Regions from separate parts of the Homo sapiens genome. Here region 1 is linked to region 2. Evidence: chromatin contacts called from ENCODE POLR2A ChIA-PET data. All regions are on one chromosome and are shown on one strand. Each heading gives the region's core, a stretch centred on a gene start or an enhancer-like site at or near the end of the contact. The rest is flanking DNA. Distances are from core to core; before and after follow the strand shown.

The links. ChIA-PET counts read pairs that join two places held with the same protein, here RNA polymerase II (POLR2A).
Region 1: POLR2A ChIA-PET joins it to region 2 with 20 read pairs in A673. The contact joins two enhancer-like sites. POLR2A ChIA-PET finds 5 or more read pairs at or near these places in 2 of 52 experiments (A673 and activated B cell).

Annotation. Positions count from the first base shown.
Region 1 is chr16:21,262,002-21,267,776 of GRCh38, forward strand. CRYM (crystallin mu) reads right to left here. Exons shown (of 8, transcript NM_001376256.1): 5 at 5,553-5,736; 6 at 36-157. Among named protein-coding and RNA genes, the nearest start is that of CRYM, 13 kb to the right of the region's middle. RefSeq lists an enhancer at 2,021-2,080. Within about 2 kb of position 2,355, at least 9 of the 41 ENCODE cell types and tissues checked have a DNase peak (open chromatin) inside an H3K27ac peak, as active enhancers do.
Region 2 is chr16:20,935,152-20,941,021 of GRCh38, forward strand. It overlaps DNAH3 (dynein axonemal heavy chain 3), which reads right to left. Exons shown (of 62, transcript NM_001347886.2): 60 at 1,498-1,702; 61 at 197-334. Among named protein-coding and RNA genes, the nearest start is that of LYRM1, 37 kb to the left of the region's middle. Within about 2 kb of position 3,425, at least 2 of the 41 ENCODE cell types and tissues checked have a DNase peak (open chromatin) inside an H3K27ac peak, as active enhancers do.

The sequences.
Region 1 (5,775 bases), core at 1,105-3,604, 330 kb after region 2:
GGTGGCAGCCCTGACTGGGGTCAGAAGGGCCTCACCCCTGACAGCAGGACATCTCCAGACTCCTTCAGGGCAGCCTCCTGGGAATCCACGTACAGCACAGCTTCTTTCATGAGCTCATCATCCAGTTCTCTCCAGTCAGGTCTGCTGGCTCCAACAGCTAAGAGACAGCAAAACAGACCTTAAGCCCAGGATTAGTGCCAAAGGCTGCTAAGAAGCCCAAAGCACAGGAGAGAGGTGAACAAAGGACTCGTGAACACACTCAGATTCAAAATACCCCCTCATTCCCCAGGCCATGCTCTCCCAATCAGTAGGACGAAATACTTATTAAGAAATAGGCCAGGTGTGGTGGCTCACACCTGTAATCCCAGCACTTTGGGAGGCTGAGGCAGGCAGATCACTTGAAGCCAGGAGTTTGAGACTAGCCTGGCCAACATGGTGAAACCCTGTGTCTACTAAAAATACAAAAAATTATCCAGGCGTGGTGGCTCACACCTGTAGTCTTTGCTACTCTGGAGGCTGAGGCATGAGAATTGCTTAAACCTGGGAGGCGGAGGTTGCAGTGAGCCAAGATCATGCCACTGCACTCCAGCCTGGGCAACAGAGTGAGGCTCCATCTCAAAAAAACAAACAAACAAACAAAAAAAACTACCTACCATTTTGCCTTTCTATTCTATATCCCACCTCATTGCTAAAAGATTTTGAGACGACATAGCATTCATTTACAGGGTGTCTACTCTCTGTGGGATGTTTTGCACGTACTATTTATGGTTCTCGCAAGTACATTTCAAAGTCTGGTTCTCACTTAACAGATGCACGAATGGAGGCTCAAAGAAGTGAAGGTGTTTGCCAAGGTTAAGGATCTGATGGGTGAATCCAGGTCTGAGAGAGCACCTAGGCGCTCACACCTCTTCTGCTTAACAGGAACACCTTCCTCACAAAAATCCCGAAACAGAGACATCACTTGGTGCTTATTCACACCTCACTCTCCTCTTGATCTCCATCATTCCCATTCCTCACCCTCAACCAGTTCTTTTAATATCTATTTTTTTCTTTTTGGAGAGAGGGTCTCACTCTGTTGCCCAGGCTGGAGTGTAGTGGTGCAATCAGAACTCACCACAGGCTGGGTGCAGTGGCTCATGCCTGTAATCCTAACACTCTGGAAGGCTGAGGTGGGTGGTTCACTTGAGGTCAGGAGTTCAAGACCAGCCTGGCCAACATGGTGAAACCCTGTCTCTACTGAAATACAAAAATTATCTGGGCATGGTAGCACACGCCTGTAATCCCAGCTACCTGGGAGGCTGAGGCAGGAGAATCTCTTGAACCTGGGAGTTGGAGGTTGCAGCGAGCCAAGACTGCGCCACTGTGCTCCAAACCAGGCGACAGAGTGAGACTCCATCTCAAAAAACAAACAAACAAAAACTCACCACAGCCTCAAACTCCTGAGCTCAAGTGATCCTCCCGCCTCAGCCTCCCAAACTGTTGGGACCACAGACGCCTGCCACTATGCCCCTTTCCCTCTCCTCACCCCCGGTTCTCTCTTAACTCATGACAAAAGAAAAAAAACAACAACAACAAAAACTCAGTGTCAGGGTCATGGAGAAGTCTCGTCAGAAAGAAAACTGGCTCCGTCCTGGCCCTGAACTGTCACATCCTCTATGGAGTCCAGGACCAGAATGATGAATCCAAGGTGTCACGCCCCCTGGCACCAGGACACAGGAGAATGCAGAGGCTGCCACCAAATGCCTGCAAGGCCAGGGAGGTAATGAAAATGAACAAAGCTGGTCAGAGGGACTGGATTAGATGTGGTGGAGACTGAGGGGCGGGGAAGCCAGCAGGCCCTTCCGAAGGGGACAGTCATTGTTCAGCTCCAGCTAATCATTACCACGTGTGAATGTAGATCCACTGTTACCAGATATGCCCCAGTTGTTTTCTTAGAAGAGAAACAGGAAATCTATTTGCATATGTCACTCCTTGAGTTTTAGATTACTCTATGGTCCAAACCAAACACATCTGCTGGCTGGATCCAGCCCCTGGCTGGCTAGTCTTTGAAAACTGCTATAAAGCCTTATACAAATATAAGACAGCATTTATATGCCTTCTTCCACTGCCGCCCCGTTTTCTCCCTTTGTTCCCTCCCGTTCTGTTCTCCCTCATTCTAATTTCCAAAGAGAGTTGTGTAAAAATGTCCATCTTGAAGGTTGTTTGTGCGGAGAGTTCTATAGAACAAAAGCACTAGCTTAAGGAAGCTTGTAAATAAATCATAAGCTGGTGGGAACAAAACCCCCGTTTCTCAGGCCACTCCTTCTCACTGGACTATTTCCCCTGCACAACCACTGCTTATGAGCCGGGCGAGTTCTCAAAGGGTTGTGTGAGGTCACTCAGGCGGATGGAGGTGGGCCAGGCAGTAAAGAGAGAGAAGCCTGACTCAAACAAGGCTCTGGCTTGGTTGTGATGGGGCTAAATGAGTGAGGGTCGCAGACAGGCTTGACAGGGTGTGGGGGCAGGAGGAGGGAGGCATGGGGCAGGGTGGAACTGGGCCTGTCCCTCCGCTGAGCTGTAAACTAAGTAAAATCTGTTGTTGGTATTTCCCTGTTGTCTGCGCTTGTGACACATTTTTCTTAAATGTATGTGTTGCCTCTGTGAACACATAAACCAATTTTGTCCCTGGGCCAGGAAAACAGAAGAGATGCCTTGACTCAAAATCAAGTCAGCCCTTCCTGGAGAATGATTCCAAGTGAGAGAGGGATCCAACATAAGGGAGATTGTCTGTGGCTGGATGTGAGGATGGAGAGTCCATATGGTGGGAAATTTGGGTCATCTCTGGGAGCTGAGAATGGCCCCAAGGAAAGGGGCTCCCCCCATCCTCCAGTGTAAGGAACTGAATCCTGCCACACCATGGGAGCCTGGAAGAGGACCCCCGAGCATGAGATGAGATTGCAGCCCGGATGTTGCCCAATTTCTTTTTTGTGAGACTTTGCACAGAGGATCCAGCTACCCACACCCAGTCTCCTGAACCACGGGAACTGTGAGATGATAATAATGTGTTGTTTTAAGCTGAAAAAAAAATCAAGTCCATCTTTCTGAAGATGCAGCCTTGGAAACCCATTTCACCATGAACTGGTTCCTTTTGATTTCCCAGGTCCTTCCAGAAATGGTCTTATTGTCCATAAACTCAGCCCTGACTTACCTCTTACCCATTCCCTGGACCCAGTCTGACCACCAGTCCCATGCAGCCTGAGACTTTCAAATTACTTTGATCCATTCCTCAAACACGCCATGTTCGCTTCCACACTCAAGGCCTTTGCATCTGCTGTGCCCTCTACCCTGAATGCCTTTCCTTCAGCTCTTGGCATGGCTGCTCTTCCTCCTCATTCAGGTCACAGCTCAAAAAACACATCTTAGAGAGCTTCTCAGATAACCCTATTGAAAACACCTCTCTCTGCTTCTACCTTCCACCTCCACCACCAGCCTCTATCACCCAGGGCCTTGTTCTTTCCGGTCTCATCTTTAGCCAGAACGATCTAGTTCCTCTATGTGTTTGTTTGTTGTCTATCTCTCCTCACTGAAATTAACCACCATGAAACCAGTGACCTTGACTGCCTGGTTATTGTGGCATCCCTGGCATCTAGAATAGTGCCTGGCACACGGTAGAGATTCAGTCAGCATGTATGATTGAATGCGTCATCATTTGACTTGGCTCTCGCCGGCTCATCTGCCCACGTGTGCAAAGCTCTTAGCTTCTGAGTTCACACCATGTGCTTGTCACTAAAACACAGGGCACCAAGACCATCTTTAAATCCTCTAAAATTTGCCTGCTCTGCTCACCAGAATCCAGTCTTCCTGTTGGAAGGCAATCATGAGTATCATTTAAAGCTTGGACTCTGAGGATAGAGTGCCTCCGTTCAAATCCCAGCTCTGCCATCAAGAACCTCTGATTTTGGGCTTGGCACAGTGGCTCACGCCTGTAATCCCAGCACTTTGGGAGGCTGAGGCGGGTGGATCATTTGAGGTCAGGAGTTCGAGACCAGCCTGGACAATGTGGTGAAACCCCATCTCTACTAAAAATACAAAAAAATTAGCTGGCATGGTGGCGTGTGTCTGTAATCTCAGCTACTCGGCAGGCTGAGGCAGGAGAGTCACTTAACATGGGAGGTGGAGGTTGCAGTGAGCTGAGATCATGCCACTGCACTCCAGCCTGGGTGACAGAGTGAGACTCCATCTCAAACAAACAAACAAACAAACAAACAAAAACTTGTGACTTTGGAAAAGTTATATAATTTCTCCATGCCTTGGTTCATCCCCCTATAAAATGTTTATGATAATAGTTCCTGCCTCATAAGTTGGTTATAAGTATTAAATGACATTATACATAGAATAATGTCATTTAATATACAAAGAATTATACAAAGAATTCATGACAGCACCTGCAGTAGTATTAGATGTAGACCAGCTCTTGCTATAACACCCAGGGCCATCTGAAGGTCTACAGAGGCCCCAGGCACCCTCATGTCTAGAGCCCCCTCTCCTGCCCCTCATCCTATCACACATATTAAAAAGCATATACATGTCACATAAAAAATTACAGTACAAAAGAAATTTAAAGGTTTATAATTCTTAGTGTTAAGAAAAAGTGACTCATTTGGCCTTTCTGATTTAAATTTCATCACATTTTAGAATTGAGCTGTGAATTACCATTTGCCATAATTTTACATGTTATGGTCAGGCGTAGTGGCTCATACTTGTAATCAGTCGCAGCACTTTGGGAGGCTGAAGTGGGTAGAGTGCTTGAGGCCAGGAGTTCGAGACCAGCCTGGCCAACATGGTGAAACCTTGTCTCTACCAAAAATTACAAAAAATTAGCTGGGCATGGTGGCACATGCCTGTAGTCCCAGCTACTCGGGAGGCTGAAGTGGGAGAATCGCTTGAACCCAGGAGGCAGAGGTTGCAGTGAGCTGAGATCTCGCCACTGCACTCCAGCCTGAGCGACAGAGTGAGACCCTGTCCCAAAAAAAGAAAAAAAACTTACATTTTATAGAACATTAAATATTCTTTAGTTTCAGGTTTGTAATTTCCCTTTTACATTTCTTGGAGCAAATATTGTTTGTTTGTTTTTTAAGACAGAGTCTCTCTCTGTTGCCCAGGCTAAAGTGCAGTGGCACAATCTTGGCTCACTGCAACCTCTGCCTCCTGGGTTCAAGCCATTCTCATGCCTCAGCCTCATGAGTAGCTGGGACTACAGGTGCAAGCCACCATGCCTGGCTAACTTTTGTATTTTTAGTAGAGACGGGGTTTTGCCATGTTGACCAGGTTAGTCTTAAACTCCTGGCCTCAAGCAATCCACCTGCCTCAGTCTCCCAAAGTGCTGGGATTACAGGCATGAGCCACTGCACCCAGCCAAATATTGTTTTTTTCAATCTCACATGTTTTCAAGGCCCTTAAATAGCTTGGGCATTCTGCATGAATAAACTGGCTCTGCAAATGTAGTCGACTGGTCCCGTCTAGAGAGGAGCCTGGCCACCACCCATCATGCCTTATGGAGCCACTCTACTTACCATTGATGTGAGCCCCTGGCTTCACCCATTCACCAAACAAAATGGGCTCTGTTGCCAGGGTGACTGTGATGATCACATCTGCACCTGCCACAGCCTCCTGGACCGAAGAACAGACCCGTACCTCTCCTTGCACTGTGTCTGCAAACTTCTCTGCATTTTCTTTGGTGCGGTTCCATATCCTCACCTTCATTGGGAGTAACAAGAAGGATATTGGCGCCATTTT
Region 2 (5,870 bases), core at 2,175-4,674:
ACAAAGCATTGGGAATCCTCTAATTATTTTAGGAGTAGCTTTTAGAGCTACTGTAAATTATGCTAAATGCTTCATATGTACCATTTCAGAAGCATTTGGGTCTTAACACATCCACATTTTTTGACTCATAAGGAAATTGGCAACATTGCTTTCTCTGGTCAGCCCCTTGAGTGAGCCTAACCCAAAGCACCCCTACCTCAAACTCAAATCCAATGTGGTCAATGGGGATGGTATATTTCCGGGCATAATTTTGAGAGACGCCAGTCAAAAAAGACTGTGTGAAGTAGAATCCAGAGATCCAAAATACCACAGGGGGCCCCTTGTCAATCCATTCCTGGAGAGCCACAGAAATCAAGATTCAAAATCAACAACACATCAAAGATAGTTCAAATGCAAGTAATGTAACGAGTACCATATAAAATATGTTTTTTCATATTTTTCTTGAAACAGCCCTCTTGGTTTAGCTTCTATCTTCCCACTTTTGAAATAAGGGTACAAAGAAATATATTTACACTTTAAGAAACGCCTAGGTACTACAAAAATTAGCCAGGCGTGGTGGTGGGCACCTGCAGTCCCAGCTGCTTGGGAAGCTGAGGCAGGAGAATCGCTTGAACCCAGGAGGCAGAGGTTGCAGTGAGCCAAGATCATGCCATTGCACTCCAGCCTGAGTGACAAGAGTGAAACTTCATCTCAAAAAAAAAAAAAAAAGCCCAGGTGCAAGCTGATATCAGGGATACAACAGAGAGTGGTGGGGACTGTAGCAGTGGAGAATATGTACCTTGTCTAAACTGAGCAGCTGCCACTCATCTCCAGCAATAGTCGCCATGCCATGCGAGAACGCAGGTGCATTGTTTCAGGTCTTCTATTTTTTGCAGTACAAACATCGGATTTTTATATGTAAAAAATCAATGTTTACATGCTGGCTCAAAAATGTTTAAATTACCAGGTAGCCAAACCAAACATAATTATTGTCCAAATCTATCTCATGAGCCACCAGTTTGTGACATTTTTTTTCTTTTTAGACGGAGTCTTGCTCTGTCGCCCAGGCTGGAGTGAAATGGCGTGATCTCGGCTCACTGCAACCTCTGCCTCCCAGGTTCAAGCCATTTTCCTGCCTCAGCCTCCCAGGTAGCTGAGACTACAGGCATAAGCCACTATGCCCTGCTGATTTTTTTGGTATTTTTAGTAGAGACGGGGTTTCACCATGCTGGCCAGGCTGGTGTCGAACTCCTGACCTCAAGTGATCCGCCTGCCTCGGCCTCCCAGAGTGCTGGCAATACAGATGTGAGCCACTGCGCCCGGCCGGCTATAATCTTTTCCAGGACTTTCAAGTCTCCCTCCTGCTTCTAACTCCAGGAAGACTGTTTCCAGAGGCTCAATCCAGGATGTTCTGTGGCTGCCTGCCCTCCTCCCCCTGCCTCTAGTCTGCCATTTCAGAATGTCCTCTCCACCTAAGCAAGCATGCCAGGTTCCCGGTTACCCCTGACTCCCAGGTACCTGGAAGAAGGTCAGGCGGGCCAGCAGGTCAGCCACGTAGCCCCCCAGAGGCTTCAGTGATGGGTAAGACTTGGCTGCCCACATGGCTGGCACTTTACCCACAAGCATGCTGTTAAAGACTTCCTCTAGCTCCGAGGACATCAGGACCTGTCCTTTGATGGCTCGGCCAAGATTGATGAGGCTCCTCCGAACCACTTTGGTCAGCCTGCAAGAACAGAGGAGCTGGCTGAGCTGGGCTCTCCGGTGGCCACATTCTACCCAAGTCCACTGACTGCTGTCCCCTTTAAAATGTCAGTTAATTAATGCACAGTCATTAAATGAGGAAAAATTAAATCACCCGTTACCTTGCTACCTAAAGATAACGTTGATGTATATCTTTCCAGATTTTTCTCTATGTGAACACAAATTATTTTTAATGAGATCATACTATATTATCTTTCCGTAATCTGTTTTTCTTTCTTAGCATATAGGAAACATCTTTCCAATTCAATAGAGACCTAAATTGTCCTTTTTTTCTTTTTTTTAGAGATGGGGTTTCACTCTGTCATTCAGGCTGGAGTAAGTAGTGAGATCAGAGCTCACTGCAGCCTCAAACTCCTGGGCTCAAGTGATCCTCCTGCCTCAGCCTCTGGAGTAGCTGGGACTACAGGTGTGCATCACCATGCCTGTCCTTTGTAACGACTGCAAAATGTTCCATTTTGTTTAACTATTCCTCTATTGTTGACGTGTTATTTCTAGATTGTTGTCACTATCAACAACATTGCTAGCAAAATTCATCCATCTCAATCTTTTTGCAAATTTTAAATTATTATTAAAAATATTTCTAGGTCAAAGAGCACGCACAGTTTTAAGGCTTTCAATTCATATTGTCAAAGTTGTTCTTTTTTTTTTTTTTTTTTTGAGACAGAGTCTTGCCCTGTCACCCAGGGAAGTGCAGTGGTGGAGTCATGGCTCACTGCAGCCTCGATCTCCCAGGCTCAAGGAATCCTCCCACCTCAGTCTCCTGAGTAGCTGGGACTACAGGCACATGCCACTATGCCCACCTGATTTTTTTTTAAGTAGAGACAAGGTCTCCCTATGTTGCCCAGGCTGGTCTCAAACTCCTAAACTCAAGTAATCCTCCCACCTCAGCCTCCCAAAGTGCTGGGATTACAGATGAGCTACCACGCCTGGCCAAAGGTCCTTTTTTATCGACTATAAGGTGCACGCCTGAGAAAAGGCAACTGAAGGGCAGCCTGGGAGATGTCAAATTCACCTGCCTCTCCCTCTGACCTTTATGTTACGAGGCCCAGCCAAGCCCGGAGGTAATTCACCTGAGGAGACCAAAGAATCTGCCACTACAAAGAGCTTTTCATCTCCAAAGCTTTATGGAATCTCAACTGAATGGACATGAGAATGATCACATGCAGGAAGAGGATTTCTGGATGTGTAACCACTAAACCATTGTATCAAGAGGAATGTAGCTGGGTGTGGGGGCTCACGCCTGTAATCCCAGCACTTTGAAAGGCAGAGGTGGGTGGATCACTTGAGGTCAGGAGTTTGAGACCAGCCTGGCCAACATGGTTAAACCCCGTCTGTACTAAAAATACAAAATTAGCTGAGCATGCGCGCCTGTAATTCCAGCTACTCAGGAGGCTGAGGCAGGAGAATCGCTTGAACCCAGAAGGTGGAGGTTGCAGTGAGCCGAGCTAAGATCACGCCATTGCACTCCAGCCTGGGCGACAAGAGTGAAACTCTGTCTCAATTAAAAAAAAAAAAAGGAATGTAAAATTCAGACATGTGTTTGCTAAGCAGTCAAGGGTAAAAGCTGCCATCTGAGGGATTACACCACAGACCTCTATTATACCTAAAGACCTACTTGCAAAGATTCTCTTTCTATTCTTGCAACTATGAGCTCTGCTAGTTTTAAGGTTTTAGTACCCAAGGAAAGAACACTTGCCCAGAAGACACAGTCACAGTTCCCCTGAAGCTGAACTGTCGCTGAATCATTCTGGGCTTCCTATATCACTGGGTGAAAAGGCAAAAAAAAAAAAAAAAAAGGGAAAGAAAAAAAATAGTGGGGAGGAACGTTAGAGTACTGCTTGAGATGATTAATCCTGACCATCATTGGAAAATAAGATTGCTTTCCCTGTTCTTTTTTTCTTTTGAGACAGGGTCTCATTCTCTTGCCCAGGCTGAAGTGCAGTGGCACAATCTTGGCTCACTGCAACCTCCACTTCCCAGGCCCAAGCAATCCTCCCTCCTCAGTCTCCTGAGTAGCTGGTTCTACAATGCCCAGATAATTTTATGTATTTTTGGTAGAGATGGGGTTTTGCCATGTTGCCCAAGCTGATCTCCAACTCCTGAGCAATCTGCCTGCCTCAGCCTCCTAAAGTGCTGGGATTACAGTGCTGGGTGGAGTGAGCCACGGCACCTGGCTTGCTGTCCTTTATAGAATGCCCAGTGGTGAAGGCCAGTGAAAGCCCCTGCAACCACCAAGAAAGAGCTCCAGTGGCCTTAGAGGAGAATGACAGCAGAGGAGGGAAGCCATTAGTTTTGGTGTCCAGTTGGACAGTCCAGGACTACAGTCCATCATGCCAAGGTGTCTCACAACAGAGGTGGCCTCGTCCTAGGCTCACACCCCATACCTTGCTTGGTCCCTGCTACGGCCAACTGCCTGTTGACTCTAAAGAGTAACCCTAGGCCGGGCACAGTGGCTTACACCTGTAATCCCAGCACTTTGGGAGGCCAAGGTGGGCGGATCACCTGAGGTCAGGAGTTCGAGACCAGCCTGGCCAACATGGCGAAATCCTGTCTCTACTAAAAGTACAGAAATTAGCTGGGCGTGGTGGCAGGCACCTGTAATCCCAGCTACTTGGGAGGCTGAGGCAGGAGAATCTCTTGAACCTGGGAGGTGGAGGTCGCAGTGAGCCGAGATCGCGCCACTGCACTCCAGTCTGGGTGACAAGAGTGAGACTCTGTCTCAAAAAAAAAAAAAAAAAAGTAACTTTAAAATTCAGGAAGCCTAACAACTCTCAAATAACACTCCTCCAGTCCCCTGGTCCTCTGGAATCAGGGCTGTCCTTAAAATGAAGCAGTGACCCAATGACACAGAATAGAGGCAGTAACACATGCAGTGTCTGGAGCAGCAAGACCTTGGTCTTGGAAGCAGAAGTGATAAGTTTTAGCCCACTTGGCTCTGAGTCACTTGAGACCTACATCAAATCACAGTCATCTCTGGACCTCAGTTTCCTCATCTGGCCTAGATGGTCTTTGATAACCCTTTCAGTTTTGACTATTCAAAAATCAAATCCAGGTGATCCCACTGGGCTCCATGCTGTAGTAACTGGAGAAGAGGACTAGAATACAAGGCCAGAGATCCTTGCCCCATGGCCAGCCTATAATACCCCTAACTGTGTGGTAGAGGCACTAGGATGAACGTCTCCCACCCCTTTCTAGATTTACCCAGATTTCACATATTGGATAAGTACACGGGCTCTGGAATCAGACTTAGTTCTGGGTTTAAACTGAGTTTTCCCGTTGAATGATTGAATAACTGAGCAACCTTGGGCAAGTCTTAACCCTTCTGAATCTCAGAGTTTTTTTTTATTTTCTTTAAGAGATGGGGTCTTGCCATATTGCCCAGGCTGGTCTTAAACCCCTGGGTTCAAGCAATCCTCCCGGCTTGCCTCCCAAAGTGCTGGGATTGTAGGCGTGAGTGATCATGCTCAGCCTCAGTTTTCTTACTTGTAAAATGCTGGTAGCAGGATTAGTAACTGGACGTATTTCAAAAGACTATTGTGTAATTTTTTTTTAAGGGATAGGGTCTTTCTCTGTCACCCAGGCTGGAGTGCAGTGGCAAGATCATAGCTCACTGCCGCCTCGAGCTCCTGGCCTCCAAGAGATCCTCCCACTTCACCCTCCCAAGTAGCTGGGACTGTAGACGTGCACCACCATGCCTGCCTTTTTTTTTTTTTTCTTTTTTGGAGAGATGGGGTCTTGCTTTGTTGCCCAGGCTGGTCTTGGACTCCTGGCCTCAGGTGATCCTCCCTACTCTGCTTCTCAAAGTGCTGGAATTACAGGCGTTAGCCACTGTGCCCAGCCCTATTACAGACTTTGAATGAGACCCATGCATAGTGCTTAGAACCGTATCTGTCCCTAAAGGCTCAATACAAATGGCTCTAGGCCAGGTGCAGTGGCTCCCACCTGTAATCCCACCACTTTACGAGGCCAAGGCTGGAGGCCTGCTTGAGGCCAGGAGTTCAAGACCAGCCTGGCCAACATGTCAAAACTCCATCTCTATAAAAAATAAAAAATAAAAAAATTAGCCAGCATGGTGGCCTGTGTCTGTAGACTCAGCTACTCAGGAGGCTGAGGTGGGAGGACTGCTTGAG